Regions from separate parts of the Homo sapiens genome. Here region 1 is linked to region 2. Evidence: chromatin loops called from intact Hi-C (ENCODE). Cell type or tissue: body of pancreas. All regions are shown on one strand. Each heading gives the region's core, and the rest is flanking DNA. Links, peaks and the distances in the headings are about the cores only. Region 1 overlaps SCTR (secretin receptor). Region 2 overlaps CFAP221 (cilia and flagella associated protein 221).

Region 1 (14,902 bases), core at 6,903-14,902, 140 kb before region 2:
AGTACAGACTATCAACAGTAATACCGTGATGTTAAACAGGAAAATCAAGACAAACTTATATGTACAGTATGATTGTAATTATGTTAAATGTACTAATTTTTCAGAGAAAAATCTGGAAGAAAATGCATGAAAATATTATGAAAATTATCTTTTAAACCTTTTAAAATAATGTTTAAATATGCAGAGGAAGGTAGACAACCAATGTGTGTGTAGCCCTGCTATCACTAAGTGAACATGTCAACAGAGCTGCCATTTGTCAGGGGAATAGGGGAAGAACTCGTCCCCTGGCTGTCACTAGTAAGGTAGGCTGGGGACTCAGCAGCAGTTATTAGTTTAAAGAAAGAAATTATTTCTTTAAATCAAGGTTTCTGAACTAAGAGCCAAATTTGCTATGGGTGTCATATATGAAATGAAAGTCCGCATTCCATTTCCTCTTTCTCGTTCTTTTTTTTTTTTTTTTCTTTTTTTTTTTTTGAGGCAGAGTCTGGCTCTGTCGCCCAGGCTAGAATGATGCAGTGGCACGATCTTGGCTCACTGCAACCTCTGCCTCCCAGGTTCAAGCGACTCTCCTGCCTCTGCCTCCCAAGTAGGTGGGATTACAGGCACCAGCCACCACGCCCAACTAATTTTTGTATTTTTAGTAGAGATGGAGTTTCACCACATTGGCCAGGATGATCTTGATCTCTTGACCTCGTGATCTGCCCATCTCGGCCTCCCAAAGTGCTGGCTCATTCTCACTCTTACCACCCGTCTCTTTTGGCAGAGACTGTTTCCCCAGTAAATATTCTTCCCTTTCTCTAGTATAATCAAAACTTAACTAGGCAATTGGTTACCCACTTAGACACTACAGTTTCCAATTTCCTTGCAACTAAGGCGTGCCCATGAGATTAGATTCTAGCAATGGATTGGAGTGAAAAACACATGTGCAAATTCTGTCTCATGCCCTTGAAGGAAAGGGACGTGCCTCCCTCTTCTACGTGTGGATATTGCGGTGAACCATATTCAACCATGGGGATGGGAGTAACAGCCCTAAGGCTGATTGTTCTGCTGGACTAAGAGGACTAAACTTATCCTGGAGTTTGCTTCTGAACCTCCACATTCCATCATATTCTCTTTTCTAAAAATTTTCTTTTTCTTTCTTTCTTTTTCTTCTTCTTCTTCTTCTTTTTTTTTTTTTTTTTTTTTTTTTGGCAATCTCGCTCTGTTGCCCAGGCTGAAGTGTAGTGATACAATCATAGCTCACTGCAGCCTCGACCTCCCAGGCTCAAGCCATCCTCCCATCTCAGCCTCTTGAGTAGCTGGGACTACAGGCGCATACCACCACACTCAGCTAATTTTGTATTTTTTTGGTAGAGACAAGGTTTTGCCATGTTGCTCAGGCTGGTTTTGAACTTATGAGGCTCAAGTGACCCTCCTGCCTCAGCCTCCCAAAGTGCTGGGATTACAGGTGTGAGCCACTGTGCCTGGCCTAAATTAATTTTTTTCATTGATAAATAAAAACTGTATAGATTTATTATGCACATGTTGTTTTGAAATATGTATACACTGTAGAAAGGCTCTTATTGAGCTAATTAACATAGGCATTATTTCACTTTTGTGTGTGCGGTGAAAACACTTAAAATCTACTCTCTAAGCAATTTTCAAAAACACAATACATTGTTATTAACTTTAGTCATCATGTTGTACATCCATTGCGTCCTCTTGATGTTAATATACAGGAAGTAACTCAGACTTAGGAAATTTACTGCCAAGGACAGGAAAGAAGTATGCTGTAGTTACAAGTACTGGTCTCAACGCCCTATGGGGTTTATACATACATATGACTCCTATCATGGTGGGCGAGGTGTACTTCTTTGCTTGGCCTTGGCCGTGTGACCATGGTCAATGGGACGTTAGTGATTTGATGTGAGCAGAGGTTTGAAATGCTTACCTGCATTTCAGAACCTGGGGTAGCTTGCTCATCTTAGAATGAATGACAGGTGTAGAAGACTGAACCTAACCCAGGGGATGGAGCCAAGCCGGGAGAGCCCAGCCTGGATCAATCACACCCTAGCTCAACTGTAAATGCCAAGAGGGAAATAAACACTTATTGCTGCATGCCACTGAGATGTGTGCAATTGTTATGCCGCCTAGCTGACTGATACAGGGTAGGAAATAAACTCCAGGGCGGTATCAATGTGTGTGAATAGTGAATGAGGTTTCCCAAAAGTAGATGTCAATTTCCACTGTAAGAGTTGAAAGTCCTCTGGCAAAGAGGACTCTCTTGAGAGCAACAGAGCAAGGTTAGAAATGGGATAACATATCTATGATGGGAAGCCCTGTGCAAGAAGAGTTCAACTTCCTTGGCGATTTTCCTTTGGACTATAGAAACAGCAACAATGGAGGATAGTTTAACTTTTTCTTCTCATCCAACAATTCTTTTTTTTAACTGTGGTAAAATATACATAACATAAAATTTACCATTTTAACCATTTAATGTGTGCAATTCAGTGGTATTAGGTATACTCACAATGTTGTGCAACCATCCCCAGTATCCATTTCCATTACCCCGAACAGAAGCTCTGAACTCATCATTTAGCAATAACTCCACATCCCCCCATTTCCCCAGCCCCTGGTAACCTCTATTCTACTTTCTGACTCTAAGAATTTGCCTATTCTAGATACCTCACATAAATGAATCACACAGTATTGGTTTCATTGCACCTCGCTTGTTTCGCTCAGCACATTTTCAGGGTTAATCTATGTAGCAACACGTATCAGAATTTCCTTTTTTTTTTTATTTTACTTTAAGTTCTAGGGTACATGTGCACAACATGCAGGTTTGTTACATAGGTATACATGTGCCATGTTGGTTTGCTGCACCCATCAACCTGTCATCTACATTAGGAATTTCTCCTTAATGCTATCCCTCCCCCAGCCCCCTACCCCCTGACAGGCCCCGTGTATTATGTTCCTCACCCTGTGTCCATGTGTTCTCATTGTTCAACTCCCACTTATGGTTGTGAAGTGGAGCATCTCACATTTGTTTTGCCCTTGATCCTTCCTCTAAAATGTAACAAGCCAAGATAATGTGGGGGGAGGGGGTATGCCAACTAAAGAAATGTGTGGTGTCCACCAGTGTCTGTGAGACAGGAATGTCATTCTGCTGAGAGGACTGAGTCCATGTTTCCAGGTGGTGACCGGCAAAGAGGGACTGGGGTCCCCAGGGTTGCTGGGAGCGCCTGGGAAGAGCATGTGGCTCCTTGGAGCAACCACCCAGAAGATGTGGGAGATGAGAAACAAGCCCTTTTGCTATCTACATCAACCTAGAGAAGAGGGGGAGAGGCTGACATTTAGTAGCTATATGCATGTGTATATGTACACATATTGTATATATTCATTAAATTTAAAAGTATTAAATACATTTTAGTTGTAATTCACAGGAGGGACAAATGAAGATGAAAGAATTGCTGAACTTTATGTAAAATTTTCCTCAAAACAAGAGCTATTCATTTTTTTTAAATCCCTTTAAATTTTTAAAATTGAGTTTGTATAACCACACTGAGCCTTTTTTTTAAATTTGTACTAGTACCAAAGAGTATAATGACAAATAGTATTTCCCTTCCATAACCTTTACCTGCTCTCCAGGCAACCATTTTCAACTCCTTTTAGTTGTTTATTTTCATTTTTGTCTCCATGTTTTAAAATTATATTCTTGGCTGGGCATGGTGGCTCACGCCTGTAATCCCAGCACTTTGGGAGGCTGAGGCGGGCAGATCACAAGGTCAAGAGATGGAGACCATCCTGGCTACCGCGGTGAAACCCCGTCTCTACTAAAAATACAAAAAAAAAAAATTAGCCAGGCGTGATGGCGAGCACCTGTAGTCCTGGCTACTTGGGAGGCTGAGGCAGGAGAATGGTGTGAACTTGGGAGGCAGAGCTTGCAGTGAGCCCAGATAGCGCCACTGCACTCCAGCTTGGGTGAAAGAGCAATCTCTTTGAGATCTCCGTCTCAAAAAAAAAAAATTATATTCTTTTACTGTTGTTATTTCTTGGTTTTTAAATTTGAGACAGTCAAACTTCCTATTAGGGAAGAGAAAGATGAGATGTTTTAAAATCTCCCTACATATACTTCTCTCCTCATATATTACATATACTAATCTTCATTTCATTTTTAGTGAAGAATGGTCTACATTTATAATGACTTATTTTGACTAGGAAATATTGTTCGCTGCTGAGTCAAATCATGTAAAATGATTATGTGTCTTTCTTGTACATTTTGTTTTTCCTGAGGTCTATCATTATTGTTTTTTCATTGGATTAGTTTTCCATGTACATATGGCTAATTTTTCCAAGTGCTCCCACAGCTCTGTTACACATCTATCCACAGTCCTATTGGTTTTTCCTCCGGATATTTCTGTCTCAGAGTTCTCCTTCCTCTTGCTCCACCCAGGCCTGCTATCTGGCTGTGGTTTGGGGTGCCCTCTCCCTGTCTCCTGGCTGGGGTCTCATTTCCTAGGTATCATGGCTTTTTCCTTGGTTTGCTCTCATTTTGCAAAAGCACAGAATTCTCTAGTAACCTCCTAAGAAAAAGTACATGGGGGTAAATTTTTGAATCTTTGCAGAAGTGAAAATATTTTTATTAATTTGATTAATTATTAAACTAATTAACAATTTGGGTAGAAAATACTAGGCTGAAATAATTTTCCTTCCAAATTTTGAAGGCATTTCTCCTCTTCTTGTATTGTTAATAAGAAATCCAATTCTGATTCCAAATCTTTTGTATACAACTTTTTTGTTTTGTCCCTAGATATATGTAAGATTTTTCTTTGTTCTTAGGTATTTTGAAATTTCTTGAGGAAATGGTTGTTTTTAAATTTATTGATTGGATACTCAGTCAGCATTTCAATCTGAAGACTTGTGTTCTTCATTTCTGGGAATTTAAAAAATATTATGTTTTTAATTTATTATTTCCTCCCTTCATCTTTATGCTGTCTCTCTGGAATTCCCACTAGCAGAGTATCGGACGAGGTGCACTGATTCTCCAATCTTTTCATCTTTCTCTACTATTCTACCATTTTGTCTTCGTGATCTTCTTCCTCTTCCTCTTCCCCTTCCCCTTCCCCTTCCCCTTCCCCTTCCCCTTCTCCTTCTCCTTCTCCTTCTCCTTCTCCTTCTCCTTCTCCTTCTCCTTCTCCTTCTTCTTCTTTCTTTTTGAGATGGAGTCCCGCTCTATTTCCCAGGCTGGAGTGCAGTGGCGCAATCTCAGCTCACTGCATCCTCTGCCTCCCAGGCTCAACTGATTCTCCTGCCTCAGCCTCCCGAGTAGCTGGGATTACAGGTGCGTGCCACCAAGCCCAGCTAATTTTTGTATTTTTAGTAGAGACGGGGTTTCACCTTGTTGGTCAGGCTGGTCTCCAACTCCTGACCTCAGGTGATCAACCCTCCTCAGCCTCCCAAAATGCTGGGATTACAGGCGTGAGCCACCGTGCCCAGCCTTTGTGATTTTCTTTATAAAAGATTTCCTTGACATTATCTGTAGAGTTTTTTTATGAATGTTTTGTTTCATACATTTAACTTCCAAGAATCCTTTCTTACTCTGAGATGATTCCTTTTCTATAGCATCCTTTTCTAGTTTTGTGGCTCAGGCATCATTTTCACAAAGGATTTCCAAATATTAGTTGTACGTCTTAAGTTTGTCTCCTCTTGTCTACATGATCTGTTTCCTTGAGGCACTTTTCTCATGATTGTTTGCTTCCACATTGGAGGCCCTCCTCAATGTACGATCTAAGCTTGAGACAGTAACATAGTCCTTGGAAACACTGTGGACCTAAACAGCTTCTTGCCTGGTGGCCTTCACTGTAACATAACCAGGCCAAGAGGGAGCCCACTGCTGGGGTCTATGAGTGGACTCTCCTCAGTGTCTGGGGCCTTTCCAGGGTGCCACAGGATGACTTGACAGTTTCTCCTCTGCCTGCTACAGGCATTGAGGTTATTCTTTCCATACAGCTATCACTTCATCACTTTTCATTTTCCAAAGATTTCTGGAAATTTCTGCTTCATCTCTGTCTCTTGTTTTGTTCTCTTTGTATGGGTTTATACCTTTTCTATTCCTTTACTGTCATTTTAAAAGTGTTTCCAGAGACAGAGCAGATAAATATATGTGGTCAATCTGTCATCTTAAACTGAATGCCCTAAGCATATTTAAAAAAATTCCTCAAAAATTTAATAAGAGATTGTCAGAGAAAAATCACTAAATGGTACTTTTCTATATTATTTTATTATTTTTATTAACTAAACAAAAACATACATTACATATTCTTTCCTTTTTGGTTTCAGAGCCTGAGTCTAAGTCATCATTACATGGAGTTTTGGAAATATTGCTAAAATCATGTCAAAGTTTGGATTTTAAAATATTTAGACCACAAACGTTTTGTATAACTTTTGTCTTTTCCTAGAATTTTAAATCCACTTTCTTTTTTCTTGTTGATCACAAAATTCACAGGCCTTCACCTCATTAATTACACATCAGAGCTGTACTTCAAGGTTCTGAAGAGAACGGCTTTCTGTAACATTGCCTACTGTCTTCTCTGGGGTGTTCTTCAAGGAGCCCTTTGATTTTCTGAACTGAATCTTTTCTAGGGTCTTTTGCAGAACCATGGAACTGGTGCCCATCCATTGCTTTTCTGGGTAAATTCCACTTTTTAGTATCCCATAATTTTACATTGAGTTTTGGTTTTGCTACATAAAACTATGGTAATTTTTTAAAGAAGAAGTGCTTAAGTTGTAAACTGTGTGAGTCACTGCATGTCTAACAGTGTCTCTGCAGGGTGTATCACCCTTTGTCTCACTCAACACATAGTCGTGGTTGGTCCCACTGTGGTGTATAAGTTCACCTCTTGCTTGACAATTCTATGATGAACTTCCACCATCTCTTTCTTTGGGTTATTTTTCCAGATGGTAGACATGTTTTGAGGTGTCTGCTTAGCCCCTGAACCAACAACTGCCCCCTGGGAAGAACCCTTTCATGTCTAGGCTGGGTGGTTTATGCTGTGTGATCCTATCCCACTGATTAGACCAAAGGAGAAAACCTAACCAGGTGTGAGACAATCTGCCTTCCTTGGATATTTGGTGTTGGCATGGGGAGAAAGCCAATCTCTCCCATTTCCAAAGCATGCAAACTTGGAGGCTATGGAGCATCCATATACTATCCTGTAGAAAGCAACAGAAAAATCCAGTCTGCAGAGAGAAAGAATAACAAAGAAGACACAAATAAGAGAGAAAATATGTCAAGTGGGTTCTGTTAGCTATTTTGGAGTTTAATTTTGGACTCTTAAGTCAAGATGGCAAAATCTGGGAGGAGATATAATAAAAATCTTTTAAATTCTGAATAAAGGCTGGGTGCAGTGGCTCACGGCTGCAATCCTAGCACTTTGGGAGGCCAAGGCAGGTGGATCACCTGAGGTCGGGAGTTTGAGACCAGCCTGACCAACATGGAGAAACCCCGTCTCTACTAAAAATACAAAAAAATCAGCCAAGCGTGGTGGCGCATGCCTGTAATCCCAGCCACTCAGGAAGCTGAGGCAGGAGAATCTCTTGAACCCGGGAGGCAGAGGTTGCAGTGAGCCAACATCATGCCACTGCACTCCAGCCTGGCAACAGAGCTAGACTCTGTCTCAAAAGAAAAAAAAAATCTGAATAAGGTAAAGAGACTCAACATCATCTCTCTTCTCACACTTTATAATTACTTGCCTAACAACCAGAGACTGGAAAGATATCGCTTCAAGGGGGGAAAGGAAAGTAATAGTCTAATTTATACAATGAGAAATAAAAACAGGAAACTCATCATTATATAACCTATTCAAAACTCAAAATTTTAGCAAACATTTATTGGGCACCTACTATATGCTTAGCAGTCTGCCCATCACTGGTGACATGAAGGTGAATGGGACATAGATTCTGTCCTTGAAGCTCATGGTCTCCAACAGGGGCCAGAGAAGTCAATGGCCAGAGGGCCCAATGTAAGTGCTGTGAGGAATTTTAAATGGGAGTGGCATTGCCAAGTCTGCCATTATGAGAAGGAAGGAGGATGGGGTCAGAGTAGTAGTAAAGAACCCCTAGGAGATGGCTCTACCATTTAAGCAAGACGTGAGGATTGTCTTTGAAATAATTACTTTTCAGTGTCAACTTGACTGGATTAAGGGCTAACTGCATAGTTGGTAAAACACTATTTCTGGGTGTTTCTGGAGGAGATTGGCTCAGGAGTTGGTAGACTGAGTGAGGAAGATCTGCTTCAACGTGGGCAGGCACCATCCAATCGGCTGGGCACTGAATACAACAAAAAAGGCAGAGAAAGGTAAATTCACTAACTTACTCTCTCTCTTTCTCTCTCTTTCCTGGAACTGGGACACCCTTCTCCTGTCCTTGAACATCAGAATCCCAGGTTCTACAGCCTTGGATTTTAGAACTTGCACAAGTGGTCCCCCCATGGTTCCCAGGACTCTAGCTTCTGACTGAGTTCCACCATCATCTTCCCTGATTCTGAGGCGGTCAGACTCAGAACCACGTTGGCCTGAGCCATGTTGCTGGCAAGATGGAAAGGAAGGAGGTGCCCAGCACTGCATGCCTCTAAGATGTGTTGGGTATTTCCTAGTGTCTCAGTGTAACTATTCATAGTATCTCTTCTCTCTCAAAAACTGCATGGATGACCCTTGGTAGGATCCGGACTGGAAAGTATCTAGTGCATACAAATGGCCAACAGGTAAATGAAAAGCTGCTCAACATCACCAATCATGAAGGAAATGCAAATCAAAGCCGCAATGAGCCATCATCTCACACCTGTTAGGGGGGCTAATGTGGGGTGAGAACAAGTGCTAACAATGATGTGGAGAAAAGGAGACTCTTACATACTATTGGAAGAAATGTAAACTGGCTTAGCCATTATGAAAGACAGCATGGAGCTTCCTCAAAAAAATTCAAAATAGAACTAACATATGATTCAGGAATCACACTTCTGGTCATAAACCCAAAGGAAATGAAATCAGCACCTCGTAGAGGTACCTGTGCCCCCATGCTCACTGAAGCACTATTCACCATTGCCAAGATGTGGGAGCAACTTACGTGTCTCTCAACAGATGAATGGATGAAGAAACATGCTGCATATATACAATGGAATGCCAGTCAGCTTTAAAAAAGGAGATCCTATCATTAGTGACAACATGAATAAACTTGAAAGACATGGTGCTAAGTGAAATAAGCTGGTCACAGAAAGAAAAATACTGCATGATCTTACTTATATGTGGAATATTACAAAGTTGAATACAAAGCAGCAGGGAGTTGAATGGTGGTTGCCAGGGCCTGGGAGGGGGTGGGAATGGAGAGATATAGGTCAAAGGGTATGAAGTTGCAGTTACACCAGGATGAATAAGTCTAGAGATCTAATGTACAGCATGAAGACTATAGTTAATAATACTGTATCGGGCCGGGTGTGGTGGTTCACGCCTATAATCCCAGCACTTGGGGAGGCTGAGGTGGGCTGATCACCTGAGGTCGGAAGTTCAAGACCAGCCTGGCCAACATGGTGGAACCGCGTCCCCACTAAAAATACACAATTAGCCAGGCATGGTGGCGCATGCCTCTAATCCCAGCTACTCGGGAGGCTGAGGCGGGAGGATCACTTGAACCTCTTGAACCCGGGAGGCAGAGGTTGCAGTGAGCTGAGATCGCACCATTGCACTCTGGGCTGGGCAAAAAGAGCGAAATTCTGTCTCAAAAGTAATAACAATAATAATAACACTGTATCGTACACTGGAATTTTGCCATAAGAGTAGATTTCAGGTGCTCTTACCACACACACACACACATGCACACAAATGGTAACTTTGTGAAGAAACATATGTTAATTTGCTTGACTATAGTAATCACTTCACTGTGTATTTCAAAATATCATGTTGTACACTTTAAGTGCTTTTTTTTTTTTGAGACGGAGTCTCACTCTTTCACCCAGGCTGGAGTGCAGTGGCACAATCATGGCTCACTGCAGCCTCTACTTCCCTGGTTCAAGCATTCCTCCCGCCTCAACCTCCTGGGTAGCTGGGACTACAGGCACACACCACCACACCCAGCTAATTTTTAAAATTTTTTGTAGAGACAAGGTCTCCTATGTTGCCCAGGCTGGTCTTGAACTCCCAGGCTCAAGCCATCCACCTGCCTCAGCCTCCCCAAGTGCTGGGATTACAGGAGTGAGCCACCGTGCTTAGTCTACAATTTTTATTTTTTAAAAAAGATTATAAAAAAGAATCCAGTGAATGTGGCAAATCGAAGGGCACTGGTGAGGCTGGTTTCTGTGGGTGGAGCGTGGGAGCCAGGTTGCAGTGTGAGAGTGAGTGAAGTGGAGGCAATGAAGGTGGACGCGTCTTACAGGAAGCTGGCCACCAGGGGGCAGAGAGCAGAGGGCTATTTACTGCCTGGGCTGGATAGACTTGGGGAAGTTAACCAGCTGATGAGAAAAGTCAGCGGAGAGGAAGAGGGTGAAGGTTGGGTGAGATGGCTGTCATTGTGTTGTCCTGGGAAGGAAGTCGGTAGGGGTAGGAGTAGGGACAGGCTGTTGTCTGGGGAACAGCCTCTCTTCCACTTGGATGCTGTTATGGACTGAATGTGTCTCCACTAAATTCATATGTTGAAGCCCTACCCCCAGGGTGGCTGTATTTGGAGGTAGGGCCCATAAGGAGGTAATTAAGGTTAAACAGCATTGTAGTAATAGGGCCCTGATCCTATAGGATTAGTGTCCTTACAAGAAGAAATACCAGAAAGGTGTTTCCCTCCCCTCCCCTGCATCCACACACTCACTGGAAATGCCACATGAGGACAAAGTGGCCATGTGCAAGCCAGGAAGAGGGTCCCCACCAGAGACCAAACCCTTGGGGATCTTGATCTCACACTTCCAACCTCCAGAACCGCGAGATTAATTTCTTTTGTTTAAGTCCCCAAGTCTGTGGTATTTTGTTATGATAACACAGCTGACTAAGACAGACGGGAAGGAAAGGAACAGAGGGTACAATTTAGACACATCTGTAAGGGCAAGATGTTGGTTAGAAGTTCATCCAGGTAGTCTCAACTCTTGGGAAATGGAAGGTGAGCCCATCTGTTGAACATGAGAGGGAGGCGGGAGGTGAGAAATTTGAAAGACACGTGGCCATCAGGAGCACGCCTAAGAGCCTCAGGTGAGGGAAGTGGGGTGGGGCATGGCAGGATCTGGAGATGACTCTGGGAACCTCAGGAGCCTGCAGCACAATGGGCTAAGACTGCGGGACGTGATGAACCAGGGATGACCCTCCCCAAATGCCATCCTTGGAACAGACGCACAATGTAGAGGCTGGGTGGGCCCCAGGAGTCCATAGGAATGCTGAGCAGCCTTCTGTTTGTAATGTAAGCAAGTAGATAGCATCTGAGTATTGTGGTTTTACCTTGAGCTGCAGGTTGTCCCGAAGCCTGAGTGAAGGTCAGTGGTGAGAACCTACAGCTTGCTAAGAGCAGGGATGCAGAGACCAAGCTGGGGCTCACTGCAAGAGGCTGTTCTGGTGGTGGAGCTCGAATCCCAGATATTAAATCTAGGCTTTCAGCAAGGGGGTGCCAGGAAGAGAGGCTATGTCCTCCCTTGTCATGGTAGGAAATCTGGGGACTTCCCAACCTGGGTGGGGATCATGAGGACAGGGTGAGGTTGGGAAGTTCTGCGGGAACTCCAAAGGGTGACGATGCCAAAGCAGGTGGACTCCCCCTTTTTTTTTGAGACGGAGTTTTGCTCTTGCTGCCCAGACTGGAGTACAATGGCATGATCTCAGCTGACTGCAACCTCCGCCTCCCAAGTTCAAGCGATTCTCCTGCCTCAGCTTCCCGAGTAGCTGAGATTACAGGCCACCACGCCCAGCTAATTTTTTTGTACTTTTAGTAAAGACAGGGTTTCTCCATGTTGGTCGGACTGGTCTCAGACTGGTCTCAAACTCCCGATCTCAGGTGATCCACCCGCCTCGGCCTCCCAAAGTTCTGGGATTACAGGCATGGGCCACCGCGCTCCGCCTAAGTGGACTCCCCTAAACTGTTTGGGAACTGGTATCTCCTCCTGTTGGATTTTGTGACCCCATGCTCATTTCTGGGCCCCTCAATAAATGCTGTGTGTAACTCAGTATTTTTTTATGTTTCACAAATTGATTAGTTTAAATGAAAATTAATGCTATTTTGAAGTTTGGGAGATAATTTTATGACAGCTCCTTGGGCACCAGAAACCCGGAACAGGCCTCTCTTTTGGAGCAGATGCATGTGCTGGTTAAGAAGCTCTGCGGTGGCTCACGCCTGTAATCCCAGCACTTTGGGAGGCCAAGGTGGGTGGATCACGAGGTCAGGAGTTCAAGACAAGCCTGGCCAATGTGGTGAAACCCCATCTCTACTAAAAAATACAAAAATTAGCCAGACATTGTGGTGCATGCCTGTAGTCCCAGCTACTCAGGAGGCTGAGGCAGGAGAATCGCTTGAACCTGGGAGACGGAGGTTGCAGTGAGCCAAGATCTCGCCACTGCACTCCAGCCTAGGTGACAGAGTGAGATGAGACTCTGTCTCAAAAAAAAAAAAAAAAAGAAAAAAAGAAAAGAAAAACAAAGAAAAAAAAAAGAAAAAAAAACAAAAAAGAAGTTCCAGGTTTAAGGTCTCATGTCACCATGTCCAGCTGGGTGGCCTTAAGCAAATGGCTTCACATCTATCCAAGTGTCAGTTTCCTCATCTGCACCATGGGGCTAATAACTGTTGAAGTGAGTGTTAGTGTTAGGAGGGACTCAGCAGAGTGTCTGGTAGAAAATAAGAGTCAATTAAAGGAGCCTTCATCATCCTTCACTTATTAACTTCAGGGATAATAAAAATCTCAAAAGAAATCCACAAATACTTCTTCAGAAAACTAGAAAGTGTTTTTCCAGGTACACAAAAAAAATCCCCAGTGACCCTCTCTGAAAAGTCATCAATAATCAGCTCCCAGGCTGGGCATGGTGGCTCATACCCATAATCCCAACACTTTGGGAGTCTAAGGCAGGAGGATCACTTGAGCCCAGGAGTTCAGGACCAACCTGGGAGACATGGTGAGACCCATCTCTAAAAAAATTAAAAAATTAGATGGGGATGGTGGCAGGTGTCTGTAGTTTCAGCTGCTTGGGAGGCTGAGGTGGGAAGATCACTTGAGCCAGGAAGTTCAAGGCTGCAGTGAGCCATAATCGCACCATTGCACTCCAGCCCGGGCAACAGGGTAATTACCAGCTCTGCAGGCAACGCTTGCAGGCCTTTCTAAGGTTCTGCTCACTGTGCAGCCACAGGGCTTGTCAGCTTCTGGATCCAGATGCATGACCGGACAGGGCAGCGACCACCATGTACTGAAGGCTTCCATGTGCCAGAGCCTGTACTTGGAATTTTTATATTTCTTAGCCATCAACTGAGGAGGGATGGAGATAGGAGGGAAAAAGATGGGAAGGGAGGGTGGAATAGATCAAGGAAACATTCTCCACAGAAGTCCTTTGTCCAGTTTGGAAACTGGTTTTCATCAGGCACACCTGTTTCCATCCTCTGACTCAGATGCCGTATCACCAACCCCACTGCCCCAAACCCAATGTGAAATGAATACCTATTGTTAGCCCTATCTGTGTATCTGTCCTGAAACATGACAACCTTTAAGGCAACGGTTCTCAAGCAGGGGCGATTTTGCCCTTCCTACCCCCAGAAAAAATTTGGCAATGTCTAGAGATACATTTTCTGTTGTCACAGCTTTGGAGTGATCATGGGCTTCTAGAGGGCAGAGGTCCATGATGCTGCTAGACATTGTACAATGCACAGGACAGCTCTCAGAAGAGAGAATTATCTGGCTCCAAATGTCAGTAGTGTGAAGAAACTCTGCTTGAAGGAAAAACCAGCCCCACACACCTCACTTAACTCACTAAGGTTAACAAATTGGCAGTTTGCCAAATGTCATGGATTAAAAAGCCCTACCTTGAGTGACTCTTTCTCTACAGCCTGACACATTTCTGTACAATTTAGCAAGTAAGGAGTGCTTTCAAGAGGTGATTCTTCCTTATTTGTTGCTGCATCAGCATGATTTCATTCAGTCATCCATGCATTCATTCAACAAACACTCACTGAGCTCCTTCTTACACTGTGACAGACTCTAGGGATGAAAGATGAACAAGATGAGTCTCCATGTTCAAGTTCAAAGTGTGCATATTGGGGTTTGGGGGACAGATGTGTTAGTAAATAATTACAGTAATGTTCCAGGTAAAAGTTCTCATGAGATGTATGGGGGTGGGGCCGCAGAGGGGGCTGTGATCAGTATTTCTTATAGGGAGGCCTCAGAAAACTGCCCCATTCGGCCACTTTTTGGGTTTCACTTACAAGGGTCACTTCTGACGCCTCCCTATATGGAGTAGAGGGAGAGCGGTAATAAGCAATTTGGCCTCACTGACCCCCCTCCATTGGGAAGATGCCTATAATCTCCCTCAAGGGGGAGCTTCAAATGAATAAAAAATTATTTGAACACACTTAGATTTCAAAATCAAATGTGTGACCACCCAGAGTCAAACAGAAGGAAAGCAGGGCTCCAGAGGCTGGGAAATATTCCAACCAAAGTAGGTCAGTTCCACTCCTATTTATTACAGGAGTTCTCAGCCAAGAAGTGTGAGATCTAAGGTCTACAGAAGCCGTAAAATAACCCAAGGACCACGACTTATACACAGGAAACCATCTTGTGATTATGTAAGGCAGTAATGCACATTTGAAAATACAAGGGACCGCCGGGCGCGGTGGTTCATGCCTCTAATCGCAGCACTTTGGGAGGCCGAGGCAGGCAGGTCACCTGAGGTCAGGAGTTTCAGACCAGCCTGACCAACATGGAGAAATC
Region 2 (15,439 bases), core at 4,547-12,546:
ATTTTACTAAGTGTTTGCTGATGGAATGTTAGCAGACAAGATACAGCCCATTCCTGAGGTCAGCTCTGAACAGAGTGAGTGTGTCTCCTGCACACCATCCCTCCCTGCTTTGCTCCAGCTGAAACCCAAACATGCAGTGGCCCAGCCTGAACCATCAAACAACAAAGCTCTAGGCCAGAGGTCAGCAGACTATAGCTCGGAACCAAATGTGGCCCACCACCTGTATTTGTAAATAAAGCATTATTGCAACACAACCACACCCATTCACTTACGTATTTTTCTATGATTTCTCTCTTGCTACAACAGCAAGAAAAAAAAAAGTTGTGTAGTTGTAACAAAGACCATATGACCCATTAAGTCCCTAGAGAAAAAGTTTACTGACCCCTGGCTCTAAGGGATAGCAGACCACAAAAAGATCGAAAAAAAAAAAAAAACTAGACTATTTAGCAATATAGTGTTTAATTTTAAAGCCATTGTGGGCTTTCTAGTTGTCTTCTTTGCTGTTGATTTCTATTCTAATTCCATTGTGGAGAGAGAACATATTCCGACTAATTTTAGTCTTTTGAAATCTTTCAGGCTTTCTTTATAGCCCAAGATATGGTCAATTTTGGTAAATGTTCCATGTGCACTGGAAAATAATGTGAATTCTGTAACCCCCATTTTTAAAAATTACTTTTTATTCTCTGGTTATAAATAACTACCATTATGCCTACCATTGTTTGTTGGTGGACAGCAATTTATCAGCCTTATGCTTCTTTTAATGTAAACAACAAAAGTAGATGGAACTAAAGTTGAATACCACAAGAATTGCATAACTCCTAAATGATCACAATATTTCATTCCTATTTTTACACTGGGAAGGAAAAGCAGTGCCCACTAAACATCTTATTACTTTGCAGTGAGCTCTGTGAGCAGAATGTAGAAGTTATGTTGACTCCAGAAATGATCAAAGTGGAATTCCCTATGTTGAACTACAAGGACATCAGGAAGGAGAAGTAAGTGGATGCTTTTATGCCTTATTAAAAGGTAATCTTGGATGAAATTTGTTCTGCATAAAGTACAAAAGTGTCATGTTGTCTGAGTCTAAATAGCTCAGTCTTTGAAAGAGACACATTTCTGGTGCTTCATATATTTAGATGTGTATTTTATTTTAGGCACAATTACACTCCCTGAAATCTTGTTATCAAGTAAGCCTTTAAAAACTGAAATCAATTTTCCATGTGCTTATCAATCAATTTCAGGATGTGTTTGTTTCTCATTAATAGCTGATTGAGTTTCATTCTGTATAAAGAACTGGCTCTGGAGCCAGACCATCTGGAGCTGCACCGTTTGTACATAGAAAATCTCAAGCCAAGTTATTGTCCTTATCAACTCTGAGCCTCAGTTTCCTCATCTGTAGCATGCAGAAAATAAAATCTGTCTGTCACAGGGCAAATGTAAGGATGAAATGAGATGCCAGCCATGGAAGCACCTAACCAGTTGCCTGATGTGAACCAGAGCTCAGTAAATGTTCTCTCCTTCTCTCCATCAGGGGCTAACTAGCCAAGCAAGCATCATCCCTTGAAAAATTGGTTTCAAAAACACAGTAATAAACATATAAAATGTGTTCCTCCTCATTGTAATGAAAGAAATACAAATTAAAACAAAAATTTTGAAGAATACTTTTTAATGTAAACCACCTATAGTTCATATGCTTTATAAGTTTGAAATTCCATGTATAAACTTTATTTTTATTCTTTTTCTTTGAAAAATGCCTTTATATTATGTTAAAAATTAGAAAATATAAAAAATTTTAAATATGATAAAAACAACCATCCAAAGGTAGTAACATACATTTTGTTGTGTGGTCTTCCAAAAATATGGATATATATTTATATTTATATATTTATATTATGTATTTATATATGTACTTATATTTTAAACCATGTATATGGTTTAAATATACATTATATGGTTAAATATATATAGTTAAATATATATTTTCCATATATATGGAAACCATCATATGTGGTTTAAAATATAAATACCGGGCGTGGTGGCTCATGCCTGTAATCCCAGCGCTTTGGGAGGCTGGGGCGGGTGGATCACCTGAGGTCAGCAGTTAGAGACCAGCCTGGCCAAAATGGTGAAACCCCATCTCTACTAAAAATACAAAAATTAGCTGGGCGTGGTGGCAGGTGCCTATAATCCCAGGTGTTTGGGAGGCTGAGGCAGGAGAATCGCTTGAACCTGGGAGGCAAAGGTTTCAGTGAGCCAAGATCGCGCCATTGCACTCCAGCTGGGTGACAAGAGCAAAACTCCATCTCAAAAAAATAAATAAATAAAATATAAATACATATGGTTTTAACAAAATTCAATCATATTATACATATTGTTTTATCTTCTGCACTTTTATTTAACAACATATCATAAGCACATACTTATAAATATACATATGAATTATTATATTTCCGAGTAGATGTACCATAATTTATTTAATCAACAATCTGCCAATGAACGTGTAAACTCTTTGCAGTGTTTTCCGTTATCAATAGTTCTGCAACAAACATCCTTGTGCTATAATTCCTTTCAAACTTATCAGACTGTTTTCTTAGGATAAATTCTAGATCAATGCGCATTTTAAGGTTTTAATATATATTGCTTAATGACCATCCAGATAGTGTGTTACCATCTCTCCTACTGGTAGAGGTTAGAGCTGCCTGCATTCAAATGCCCTGGACAACATGGAATAGTGTCATCTTTTTTTTTCATCTTTATCAATGAGACAGAACTTTTTAAAAGACCATCTCATTATTTTAATTCTTTGTTTACAAGTTATACTAAAAACTTATCTATGCTTTTCAACCATTTCTCTTCTTTTATGAGGGACTTGTTTTGCCTATTTTGCCTATATTTCTTCCTTATTTGCAAGAGTCCCTCATTTATTAAAGATAATTACCCTTTCTTATATATGCTGCAAATTTATTTTCTCAGTTTGTCGTCTACTTTGTTGTGGGGGGCCTGCCTTTTCTGAAAGGAATGCTCACATTTCTTAGAGCTGTATGAGGTCTCTCTGGTTTGTCTGTGATAGTTCCAGAGACCTGCAGCAGCCAACACTGCTCAGAAAACAGATTGGCAGTTTCTGGTAAAAGAAAATGTAAGAAACAAAATTTTAAATGGAATTCCAGTAAGCATCTGTTTTGATCAGTTAATTAATTAATTAATTAGTTAATTAATAGAATATTGTGTTCTGCTACCCAGCACATAAAACCTCTTGCACCTCAACACATAGATGCACTTTGTGTTTTGCTTCAAGTTTCAAAAAACTGACCTAGGGTTTTAAATGAAAACCTTTTTTTTTTTCTACTTCAAATATTACCTCTGGACATAGAATGGCTTGCCCCAGGAGCAAGGTAATATTCAATACCTATCTACTCACTTGCTCTTTTACATGAGTCTTCACTCTTCATACCATGGAGCTAATGTTGAATGGCATTTGGTTATCAAATTATCATTAAACGAAATAGAATTTATTACTTTACATATTCACTCAAAGTGGTATATCATTTTTTACGTATTTTTAGTACTTTACAGAAAAACAAACTAACAATGAACTATAAACATTTTCTGCACACCAAGTCAGCTTCTAATTTTTTCAAAAAACATACATACATTTCACACATTTGCAATAAACATTTCCATGACATTTTTAATTTACCTCTTTGGCAGGTAAAATTATTTTATGTACATTTTTTGTGAACGAAAATTGTCAACATAATTATCATTTTATTGGCTGCATAGTATTTCAGCAAGTTGATATCCCACAGACCATTTTCAAAAGTGATTTGGTTCAGAAACTCTCCTCAGCTCACATCAAGCCTAATCCTGTGCTCAGTTTTTCCTTCTCTGTTCTTACTTTTTCCTCTTCCTCACCTCCTTCTCTCCAGCCAGAAGCCAACAGAGTCCTCCCTGCCAGACACCCAGAGCCTGGACAGACAGGGACGGAACAAAAAGAACACATCAGCAGTGTCCCATTTCCCCCTGAAGACTGTTCTTTATTTGGTTTCTGGCAAACATTTATTTTCATGGATGCAAAGAATCATCTGCTCTCACTCAATGGCTGAAATTCACCAGAGAGATTCTCTGCTGCCTGGACAGCGGTCTTGGCCCTTTCAAGACCCACAGGGGAATCACATTCCCCACAAAATGTTCAAGGAACTGTGAGACTGTGACTTTAGTTGCTGACACATTTTTCAGCACTCCTTAGATCAACACAGTATTACTCAATCATTAGTATCTCTAAGGGGAGACAGGATCTATATATTTTTAGACATGATTCCATAAAATGGTACCAATTAATTTCTTTAATTATGTGCATTAGGGAACATCTTAATTCTCCATTTTCAGGTATTTCTGGTTTTCCAAAACTGTCAGCCATTTGCCAAACATGTCACCCTCTTTTCAAAAATGTCTCAGAAGCACTTTATTTTATATTGGATTTATATTGCCCAAGCAGATTATATAGCTGAGTTCACAGTCTTTGAACAAGACATATGGCCTTTTAACCAAAACACTCGTCATTTCCTCCCACATATCTGGATGCTGGTGAGCACCATGACAGTCTCTGAGCCGAGTCTCCATCTTAACCCTTGGCCCCAGCCCACCAAGAGGCAAGCTGGCCCCTAAGAAGCCCAGGTCCTCCCCATCTCTCCGCCCTTTGTCTACTCCCACTGCACCCATCAATTGATAGCCTCATTTTACACCACGTCCAGTCAAAGTTCTACCCAGCAACCCCCGCCACACCAACATCAGCCTCGGCTCCACTCAGCCACTACTTGGTCCAGGTGCACAACTCTCCCTGAGGTGCTCACTCTTCTGGAGCCATTGCCAGAGTTAGAAATAGTGTGTATCTACCTCATTCATAAAGATGAAAAACCAGCCAGCATTGACTGAGCACTTAGAAGACCTCACACCAGGATCTCTGTGAATAAGATCTCATTTCACCTTTGCTACAATGCTGGGAGATGGGAATTACACCATTCGCACATCAGGAAACAGGGGCTGTGGATTCTTGGGTAACTTGCCCATGCTCAGAAACTGATGCAGCTGAGGCCAGAAGCCAGGTTTGAATCATTCATAAGCTGAGTGTTTTCACTGGTAAGTAAACTATCACTAACTGTGGTGAAAACCTTCTTTGTATATTAAACGAAATGCTCCTCCGACCTTCACCAGCACTGCTGGCGGGGGGTGATTTGCGTGGTTTTATTAAGTGTCCTCATGTTTCCTTCTTGGGTTTTTTGATACTCAGAGAAGTGAAAGATCAAGCACAACCAGCAGAGAAGGCCGGAGAGAAGCTGCTCGAGGAGATGAGGAACCTGCGGGGCAAAGCACTCAACACATACCTGATTCTAGAATGAAAGTCACCAGTAGGTCAGTCCCTTCCATTTGCTTTCCGTGGGCCACTGTGGCCCCTTGCGTCCATTTACATGCCAGCCATCTCTGCAATTAAAGTTTCTGGATAAAAAAATGAAATGTAGAGGATGTATATATCTTTTAAGTGATAATTATAAATCTTATATTTAAAAATAAAATGGAGTTAGGATGATGACAGCGTTGTTAGCTTCTTGGTGCGGTGTTTAGTGCCGGAATGCTTCTGAGCAACATGTGATGAGAGACTAAGAGCCGGGCACTGGCAGCTGTTTCTGGGGGTCTTTTGGAGGTGTGGTGTGGTGGGAGACTGGTTTTGGGGAGGGGATGCTCTCCCACCTCTGCAGAAGCAGCCCCCTCCATCCCTGGGGCATCACTAGATTTGGCTTTGGAAGAGCAATACTGGTATGAATGCTGGCTCCCCACATAGCTGTGCAGGTGGCAGACAGTGGCAGGGGACCTGGACCTGGAGAGGACACTGTGAGGTGACTAGAGCTTGCACCAGTTTCCCAGGAGGAAGCATCCTCCTGGGAACTCACAGAAGCACCTGGAGCAGGAGGTCACTGCAAGGGAGCCAGGAGTTCCAGTGAACACATGTCAGTAAAAACCAGGCCTCAGTATTGTGTTTGTGAACATGACTGCCTTCATATGCACAGGCCAGGAAGGCTGATGACATTTGGGTTGTGTTATAATAACCCAAAATTATCCAAATATATTTGGATGTATTCCCTCCACTCATTTTTCTATGAATACATTTAAATAGCTGGTATCAGACTGTATGTTTGTAGTCTTCATTAACTCATTGATTCTGAATCCCAGTCCTGCTCTTACTCACTATGTGGCCTTCTTAACATTTCTGAACTTCATTTTCCCCTCATGCAAAGACAAGTGCTCACCTTACATGGGGTTGTGAGGATTCAATTAGGAAATGTGCAGAGTATACCTGGCATAAAACAAGAGCTCAAACATGAAAGTTGCCCTTCACTCACAGGGCAGGACATAAGCATCAGTCATTTTTTAAAAACTTTTTATTTAGAAATATTTTTAAACTAAAGGAAAACTTGCAAAATAGTACAGAAAGTTGCCATCTATATTTTACTCAGATTCCTCTAACATTAACATCTCCTGCGTGACAATGATCAGAAACAGGAAATTACAATCGGTACAGCTTTATTGAGTAATGTCCGTTCAGTGTTCCAGGAGTCCACACTGCGATTGGTCAACGTGTCCCCTTCTTCTCCTCATCTGTGACAGTCCCTCAGTCTTTTCTCATCATTTGTGACCTTGACACCTTTGACAGTTGTTTTGTAGACTGGCCTTCAGAGTGTGTGTGTGTCTAATGCTTTCCCAAGACTAGGGTGAGGTTATGCATTTTTGCAAGAATTCCACAGAAGCGTTATGTCCTTCTTGGTGCATCTTATCAAGGGGCTTGTGATGTCGATATGTCTTCTTACTGGTGATGTTTACCTTGGTTGCTTGGCTAAAGTGGTGTCTGCCAAGTTTCTCCACTGGGACATTAATATAATCATGGGGAGAGACTTTGAGATTATGCAAACATCCTGTTTCTCCTCAGCTTTTTTCCCACTCTGTATCTACGTATCTTTATATGAATTCCCACTTTAGCATCCATTGGTGAGTGGGTCTTGTCTGCCACAACCATTACCATGATGTCCACTTAATGATAATGTCCATGAGCTGTCCCTCACCGTCATTTAGTTACTTCTTTATTCAGTAGATTTTTATATCAGCATGGAATCATGGACATTTATTTTATTATATAGGTTATAATCCAACACTACCGTTGTTTATTTTGTTCTCAAATTGTTCCAGCTCTGGCCATTGGGAGCCCCTCAGGTTACACCTCTGACCTTTCAGTGCATCCTCGACCTTTCCTAAGCACATCTTTACCTTCCAGCATCACAGTATATTCCAGACTCATCTGTATCTTTCCCACGTCAGCCCTGGAATCAACCATTTCTCCAAGGAGCCCTGGTTCCTTTCACTGGAGAATGGCATTTAGAAATCAAGACCTGCTACAGCAACTGGTACTTGTTGCTACTGTGGTCCAATTGCTTCCGAGCCCTCTCAGTGGCCAGAGCTAGAAAATACAAGTATTTATACTGAGCCCCCCTCAACACGCACACACACACACACACACACACACATTTTCATCTCTCTATCTTTATGTCTTGTATATATATCAAAAAACATGAATTATGGCCAGGCGTGGTGGCTCACGCCTGTAATGCTAGCACTTTGGAAGGCCAAGGTGAGCAGATCGCTTGAGCCTAGGAGTTTGAGACCAGCCTGGGCAACATGGCAAAACCTCATCTCTACTAAAAATACAAAAATACAGAAAATTTAGCCAGGCATGGTGGCAAACACCTGTAGTCCCAGCTACCTGGGAGGCTGAGGTGGAAAGATCACCTGAGCCCAGGAAGTCGAGGCTGCAGTGAGCCATGATCACACCACTGCACTCCAGCCCTGGTGACAGAATGAGAGCCTGTCTCAAAAAAAAAAAAGAAAAAGAAAAAAAAAAAAACGCATTGATACTGATGCTTCCAATTCCAGTCCAACACCTGGGGTTTGTTTTGGCCTTCCTCCTTTCCTTAATTGTAACTTCTTTCCCCTACAGTGAGCAGCTTAGCTCCCATCATCTACGATGTATTACCTTATGTGTTGCTTGGTGTATCCGTAAAGTAACATCCCATTTGCTAACACATCTCCTTGCGAGAAACACATTTACTAACTACATTACAGTATTGGTGTCCTTTTTACTTTGGCTTTATAGAGTCCAGTTAAAATACTGGTTCCCGAATTGCCTGGGCTGGTTCTGTTGCTTTCTTTGTCTCCTACTCCCATCAGTGTGGTTGTGTTTTCATATGAGTTAGGTTCATGTGTTACTGTTTGTATTTCATCTTGGGTTCCCCTACACGCTAGTTGGGTTTAATTATTTATTTCAGGGTACGTGGAACATTACGATGGCTCTAAATACAAAGATACTCAGAGAAGTATCATTCCTTCTCATTCCCAATCCATCTCCATTCCGCCATCTTGCTGCCCCATGGGTACCCACCCTTCCCACTGTGGGCAACCATCTCTTTAGTTTCTGGTTTATCCTTCTTGTGGGTAATTTTTAAGGCCCCCAAGGGCTCCCATGTGCTCCTCTGCATTCCTCCTCCACATTAACCAGTCACTGGCCTGACCTACTAGCAGTTTCCGAAGCATAACCCACTCGTCCGCACCCCTGGGCCTCTGCACATGCTATTCCCTATGACCTCACCACCTTCTTGCTTAGTGTCCTTCTCACCTAAGGTTTCCCCAGGCCTCTGCCCCTTGGCCCCTGTACTGACCTCTGAGGCAAGGCCTACCTAGTCCCTGCTTCTGTGGAGAGGAAGGGCCCAGGCAATGTTTGTTCAGGGAATTGCTTCCCTCAGCATCCACGCTTAATACCATGCTGTGCACATCACTTCGTTCACCAACATCCAACCAGCAGCTACTGAATCCCTGGCTACTTCCACCTACCCAATCTCCCTTTCTTGCTGGGTGCCCCACATTGCATTGTTGGTGTGAACTTTCTGGCTCCAGACTTTGAGCCTGTTCCCATGTCAGTGCATGTACTTATGTCCATTTCAGTTTCCCCACCTATAAACAAGAGCCAATTTCTCTTATTTCCCTGCTCTCCCCAGGTTGAAAAGGTCGTGGCCCCTTGGAAAGATTGTATTGACTGTGTTGGGGATCTGGTGCCACCTGGTGGTTGCCACAAGAAAGGCCTCTCCTGACTCCCAAGTTGTAACCCGTTTCCACCAAATCGACTTCCAAATAATATTTATCAGATCATCATCTGTGCTTTTCTTCCTTGTTTCAGACCACTTTTAGGTGGAAAAGGCAAAGAAGGCTTATATGTATTTTCTTCCATAATGAGTCCATCAGAAAAAGTTCCTTCGGTGAAATCGTTGACCACGTGATGTTTGGGGACTCCCTATGGGATCAATCATCCGGGTTCCTTAGAGACCATGGCCATAATCAGGGGCTGGCCAAGGGAATGAGTATCCCTGGGTTCAACAGCTGTTTCTGAAGACCTGCCAGTTCCCCTGTCTTGCATTAACTCGGGTTATCATGCCATTCTCCTTCTAAGGCCAAAGATACCTGTAACCGAAGAATCGGGATACTTCACTGCAGTCACTTCATTTTTTTTTCTTTTGAGGCAGAGTCTTGCTCTGTCACCTAGGCTGGAGTGCAGTGGCACAATCTCGGCTCACTGCAACCTCTGCCTCCCAGGTTCCAGCGATTCTCCTGCCTCAGCCTCTCAAGTAGCTGGGATTACAGGGACCCGCCACCACGCCCGGCTAATTTTTCTATTTTTAGTACAGATGGGGTTTCACCATATTGGCCAGGCTTGTCTCAAACTCCTGACTTCAAGTGATCCACCCGCCTCAGCCTCTCAAAGTGCTGGGATTACAGGCATGAGCCACCATGCCTGGCCAAGCAGCTTCATTTTAGAAGTGATTATTATTGCTTTCCTTTCTAGAACTTCCGGTTTGTGAAGTATTTTCTCAATGATCCTCAAAACATTCTAAGACATAAAGTAGCTGTTATTAGTGTGATTTTATGCAGAAACTCAGGCCCAGAAAGCTTCATGGACTTACCCAATTAGCAGAAGAGCCAGGTTTGGGCAGGATCTTGGTTTCCTGCAAAGGTTTCGTTGCCTAGCCAGGCGTGGTGGTGTGTACCTGTAGTCCCAGCTACCTGGGGGGCTGGGGTGGGAGGCTCACCTGAGCCCAGGTAGTCAAGGCTGCAGTGAGCCATGATCCTGGTACCCAGTCCACTCTTCTCTCTACTACATGGTAATCAATGAAAATATTACAGATTTACATTTTTTAACTTTTTATTTAAACTTTCAGCTTTGGAGTCTCTAAGAGTAAAGATATTATGTGATGATATTTGTATTTTACTTAATTGCTTATTCTTTAAAACATGTAATATAGAAAAAAATACAAATTAGCAAATGTCCTTTGCTCTAAAGAAATCAGCTGGCAAGTTTGCCCCACCCAGCAGCAGCCATGTCTTACTCATTTCTGTATCCCCAGCATGCAGCAAGATGTTTGGCACAATGCAGGCTCTCAATAAATGTTTTTTGAGGCTGGGTATGGTGGCTCACACCTGTAGTCCCTGCACTTTGGGAGGCTGAGGCAGGTAGATCCCTTGAGCCCAGGAGTTCAAGACCACCCTGGGCAACATGGTGAAAACCTGCCTCTACAAAAAACACAAAAATTGGCCGGGCATGGTGGCCCATGCCCAGCTACTTGGGAGGCTGAGGTGGAAGGATCACTTGAGCCTGAGAGGTCAAGGCTGCAGTAAGCCGACATTATGCCACCACACTCCAGCCTGGGCAACAGAGCAAGACCCTGTCTCAATTTTTTAAAAATTGGCTAGGTGCAGTGGCTCATGTCTGTAATCCCAGCACCTTAGGAGACCGAGGTGGACGGATTGCTTGAGCTCAGGCATTCAAGACCAGCCTGGGCAACATGGCAAAACCCCATCTCTACAAAAAATACAAAAAAGATTAGCCAGGTGTGTTGGTGCACATCTGTGGTCCCAGCTACTGGGGAGGGTAAGATGGAAGGATCACTTGACCCCAGGAGGCTGAGGCTGCAGTGAGCCAAGATTGTGCCACTGCACTCCAGCCTGGGCAACAGAGCAAGACCCTGTCTCAAAACAATAGCAATAATGTTTGTTGAATTAAGGAATATAAAAGAAATGTGAAAACTATGTATCTAATATTCATTTACATTTTCACGGACAAGTATGTTCATAGAGTCTATTTGCTATAAAAAATATAGGAGTTGGTTCTAATAGATAAAATTTAGAATCCAGAACATCCGAGATGGAAGGACATGGAATGTCGTCTAGCCCCACCCTGGTAAGTATTGGTGGAATCTCTGTAAATTTATCAAGTCCATGCAGTTTCCTTGCTTTTTATTAAAGAAGGGGAAGTAACAGTATTGACGTCATAGAATTGTTGTGAGGTTAAATGAGATCATCCTGGTAGCACAATGCACAATAAATACACAATAAATATTAGCTGTTATTAGGATCACAATATTTATTTGTTAAGGGAGTGAAGCTGAGTCCTCACTCACCACTGCATCTTCTTCAGTTATCCTTTCTACCCTCCACCCATTCATCTCCTGTGCTCCAATAGCTATGTTGGGATCTATGCATGAAAGAGAACTCTCCAGATGGTGAAGGAGATGGAGCATTGCACTAAAGAACACTAGGCCAGGCGTGGTGGCTCACAGTCTGAAGTGCCTTAGCACTTTGGGAGGCTAAGGCAGGAGCATCGCTTGAGCCCAGGAGTTTGAGACCAGCCTGGGCAACATAGTGAGACTTCGTCTCTACAAAAAAATTAATTAGCCAAGCATGGTGGCACGTGCTTGCAGTCCCAGCTACCCAAGAGGCTGAAGTAGAAAAACTGCTTGAACTCACGAGGTCAAGGCTGCAGTGAGCCATTATCGCCACACCACTGCACTCTAGCCTGGGTGACAGAGTTAGACTCTTTCTCAAAACACACACACACACACACACACACACACACACACACAAAGTCTCTCTCTTCCAGCAGGGTTTTGAGGATGGGTTTCGGTAAATGTTTAAAGAGTGGAGATGATTAGAGTATGGACTCCCTGAAGGTAGGGGAATGGACTTGGCCCAGGGCTACTCATGTCTCTTCCAAAGATATGGAGACATCCCTCTCAGGTCTCTTTGCCCAAACCATGCAGCCTTCCCTTTTGGATTAAGACCACTGGCCTCCTGCTCTCTCTCACTAGATGGCATCACAGAGAGGTGTTTCAACATGAAGGCAAGGAGACCTACCTCTCCTGGAGGACATCTTGCAGGAGGCCTGGGAGCACCAAGAAAATGGGCAGCCCCTTACCGTGAGGGAGAGCCACAGCACCCCTCCCCTTCCTCCTCACCATGAGCCCCATCAGAGCAAGCCAGGCAGGCCAGAAACTGATAGTCTGGCATTACAAGACAGGCTGAGCTTACCTTATCCCTTCTTTCAGGAATTTAGACCAGGAAGTAGAGAGAGACCAAGCAAGTTAGCAACAAGGACAGAAGCTGGACAGTTATAAAATGGAGAAATTGGGCGGGGCAGCTGCGATGGGCCATGAGTGACTGAAGTTGTAGGCAAAGAAGAAGTGGGTTTTTGGTGTTTGGAAAACACGAGGAAAAAAGTAGATGCACCAAGAGATAGCAAGAAGCAAGCTGGGATAGAACCCAAGCACACCCATTGCTGAGTTCCTGCCCCCGTTCCCAGCCAGCCCCTGGAACAGGGCCCAACCTGAAAACCACCTCTGTCCTGAAAAAGCTTAAGTGACTCTGCTTCTTACCACCAAAAAGCCTGATCAGATCTTGGCCAAGGCATGGACCCAGGGGTCTGGTGACCCATTCTCTAAAAGTGGTGTGTTCTTAGAAAAGTATTTCATTTCTGATACTCTGTTTACAGGAAGTTTGTTAAAACCACTGTGAAAAGACTTTTCAAGGAAGCAATGCACTTTGAGGTGTATATATAAGGTAGTCAAAGAATGCTTATCCCTCCCACACACCCCCATAACCAATAGTGCAAGCTTTACACATACACACACACACACACACACACACAAATACATATACACACACAGAGTGTGTGCCCTGTCTCAGGTCCAGCTGTCAATATCTCAAAAGCTAGAGGCCCACCAAATGTGGGGTGCTTTTTTTGTGCTTACTGTCCCTGGTGGTGGAAGTTGACCTCATTTGAGGCTGAATCTAGGGACAGGCTACTCCCAAGCTCACCACTGCCTGAAGCTCCAAGCTGGCCATCCTTGGGGTGCCAATGGATCTGTTATGCACCCAAACCTCCCCACCCCCCACCTTCCAGAAGTCCTCACCCCTGCTTCAGGCTGAGGTGCCCTTCTTCTTCAACAAGAAGAGCTAGCTATTCTAAATATATATGCACCCAATACAGGAGCACCCAGATTCATAAAACAAGTTCTTAGAGACCTGTGAAGAGACTTAGACTCCCACGCAATAATAGGGGGAGACATTAACATCTCACTGTCAGTACTAGACAGATCTATGAGACAGAAAATTAACAAGGCTAATCAGGACTTGAACTCAGCTTTGGATCAAGTGGACCTAGTAGACATCTACAGAACTCTCTACTCAAATCAACAGAATATACATTCTTCTCAGTGCCACATGGTACTTATTCTAAAATCGACCACATAACTGGAAGTAAAACCCTCCTCAGCAAATGCGAAAGAACTGAAATCATAACAAACAGTCTCTCAGGCCACAGGGCAATCAAATTAGAACTCAGGATTAAGAAACTCACTCAAAACCACACAATTACCTGGAGATTGAACAACCTGCTCCTGAATGACTCCTGGGTGAATCATGAAATTAAGGCAGATATCAAGAATTTCTTTGAAACCAACGAGAACAAAGAGACAACATACCAGCTTCTCTGGGACACAGCTAAAGCAGTGTGAAGAGGGAAATTTATAGCACTAAATGCTCACATCAGAAAGCTTGAAATATCTCAAATTGACACCCTAATATCACAATTAAAAGAGCTAGAGAGGCAAGAACAAATTAATCCAAAAGCTAGCATAAGACAAGAAATAACTAAGATCGGAGAAAAATTGAAGGAGATAGAGACATGAAAAACCCTCCAAAAAATAAATGAATCCAGTAACTGTTTTTTTTAAATTAACAAAATAGACCACTTTAGACTAACAAAGAAGAAAAGAGAGAAGAATCAAATAGACACAATAAAAAATTACAAAGGGAATATCACCACTGACCCCACAGAAATACAAACTACCATCAGAGAATACTATAAACACCTCCACGCAAATAAACTAGAAAATCTGGAAGAAATGGATAAATTCCTGGACACATACACTCTCCCAAGACTACACTAGGAAGAAGTCGAATCCTTGAATAGACCAATAACAAGTTCTAAAAGTAAGGCAGTAATTAATAGCCTACCAATCAAAAAAAGCCCAGGACCAGATGGATTCACAGCTGTATTCTACCAGAAATACAAAGAGGAGCTGGTACTATCATTCCTTCTGAAACTATTCCAAACAATTGAAAAGGAGGGACTCCTCCCTAACTCATTTTGTGAAGCCTGCATCATCCTGATACCAAAACCAGGGAAAGACACAACAAAAAAAGAAAACTTCAGGCCAATATCCCTGATGAACATTGATGTGAATATCCTCAGTGAAATACTGGCAAACCGAATCCAGCAGCACGTCAAAAAACTTATCCGCACGATCAAATCGGTTTCATCCCTGGGATGCAAGGCTTGTTCAACATACACAAATCAATAAACATAATCCATCACATAAACAGAACCAAAGACAGAAACTCCATGATTATCTCAATAGATGCAGAAAACGCCTTTGAAAAAATTCAACATCCCTTCACGCTAAAAACTCTCAATAAACTAGGTATTGATGGAACATATCTCAAAATAATCAGAGCTATTTATGACAAACCCACAGCCAACATCATATTGAATGGGCAAAAGCTGGAAGCATTCCTTTTGAAAACCGGCACAAGGCCGGTTGCAGTGGTTCACACCTGTAATCCCAACACTTTGGGAGGCTGAGGCGGGTGGATCACCTGAGGTTGGGAGTTCAAGACAAGCCTGACCAACATGCAGAAACCCTGTCTCTACTAAAAATACAAAATTAGCCAGGTGTGGTGGCACATGCCTGTAATCCCAGCTACTCATGAGGCTGAGACAGGAGAATTGCTTGAACTTGGGAGGCGGAGGTTGCAGTGAGCCGAGACTGTATCATTTGCACTCCAGCTTGGGCAACAAGAGTGAAACGCTGTCTCAAAAAAAAAAAAAAAGAAGAAAAGAAAAAGAAAGAAAGAAAACCAGAACATGACAAGGATGCCCTCTCTCACCACTCCTATTCAACATAGTATTGGAAGTTCTGGCCAGGGCAATCAAGCAAGAGAAAGAAATAAA

What was found. Peaks named below come from ENCODE experiments on the same cell type or tissue, not always from the same donor. Only the 100,000 strongest peaks of a DNase experiment are listed, where the experiment ranks them.
Region 1: it touches region 2 in a loop (4-fold over the local background); 37 of 110 quality-filtered maps call a loop at or near these places.

Annotation. Positions count from the first base shown.
Region 1 is chr2:119,507,220-119,522,121 of GRCh38, forward strand. The region is part of intron 1 of SCTR (secretin receptor); the gene reads right to left. Among named protein-coding and RNA genes, the nearest start is that of SCTR, 9.8 kb to the right of the region's middle. In body of pancreas, for the core only: a CTCF peak has its summit at 10,410 (motif pointing right); a DNase peak (open chromatin) is centred at 10,402; H3K27ac peaks cover 4,896 bases.
Region 2 is chr2:119,651,075-119,666,513 of GRCh38, forward strand. CFAP221 (cilia and flagella associated protein 221) reads left to right here. Exons shown (of 24, transcript NM_001271049.2): 23 at 900-995; 24 at 5,288-5,587. The coding sequence ends at 5,396. Among named protein-coding and RNA genes, the nearest start is that of TMEM177, 20 kb to the right of the region's middle. In body of pancreas, for the core only: a CTCF peak has its summit at 9,158 (motif pointing left); a DNase peak (open chromatin) is centred at 9,147.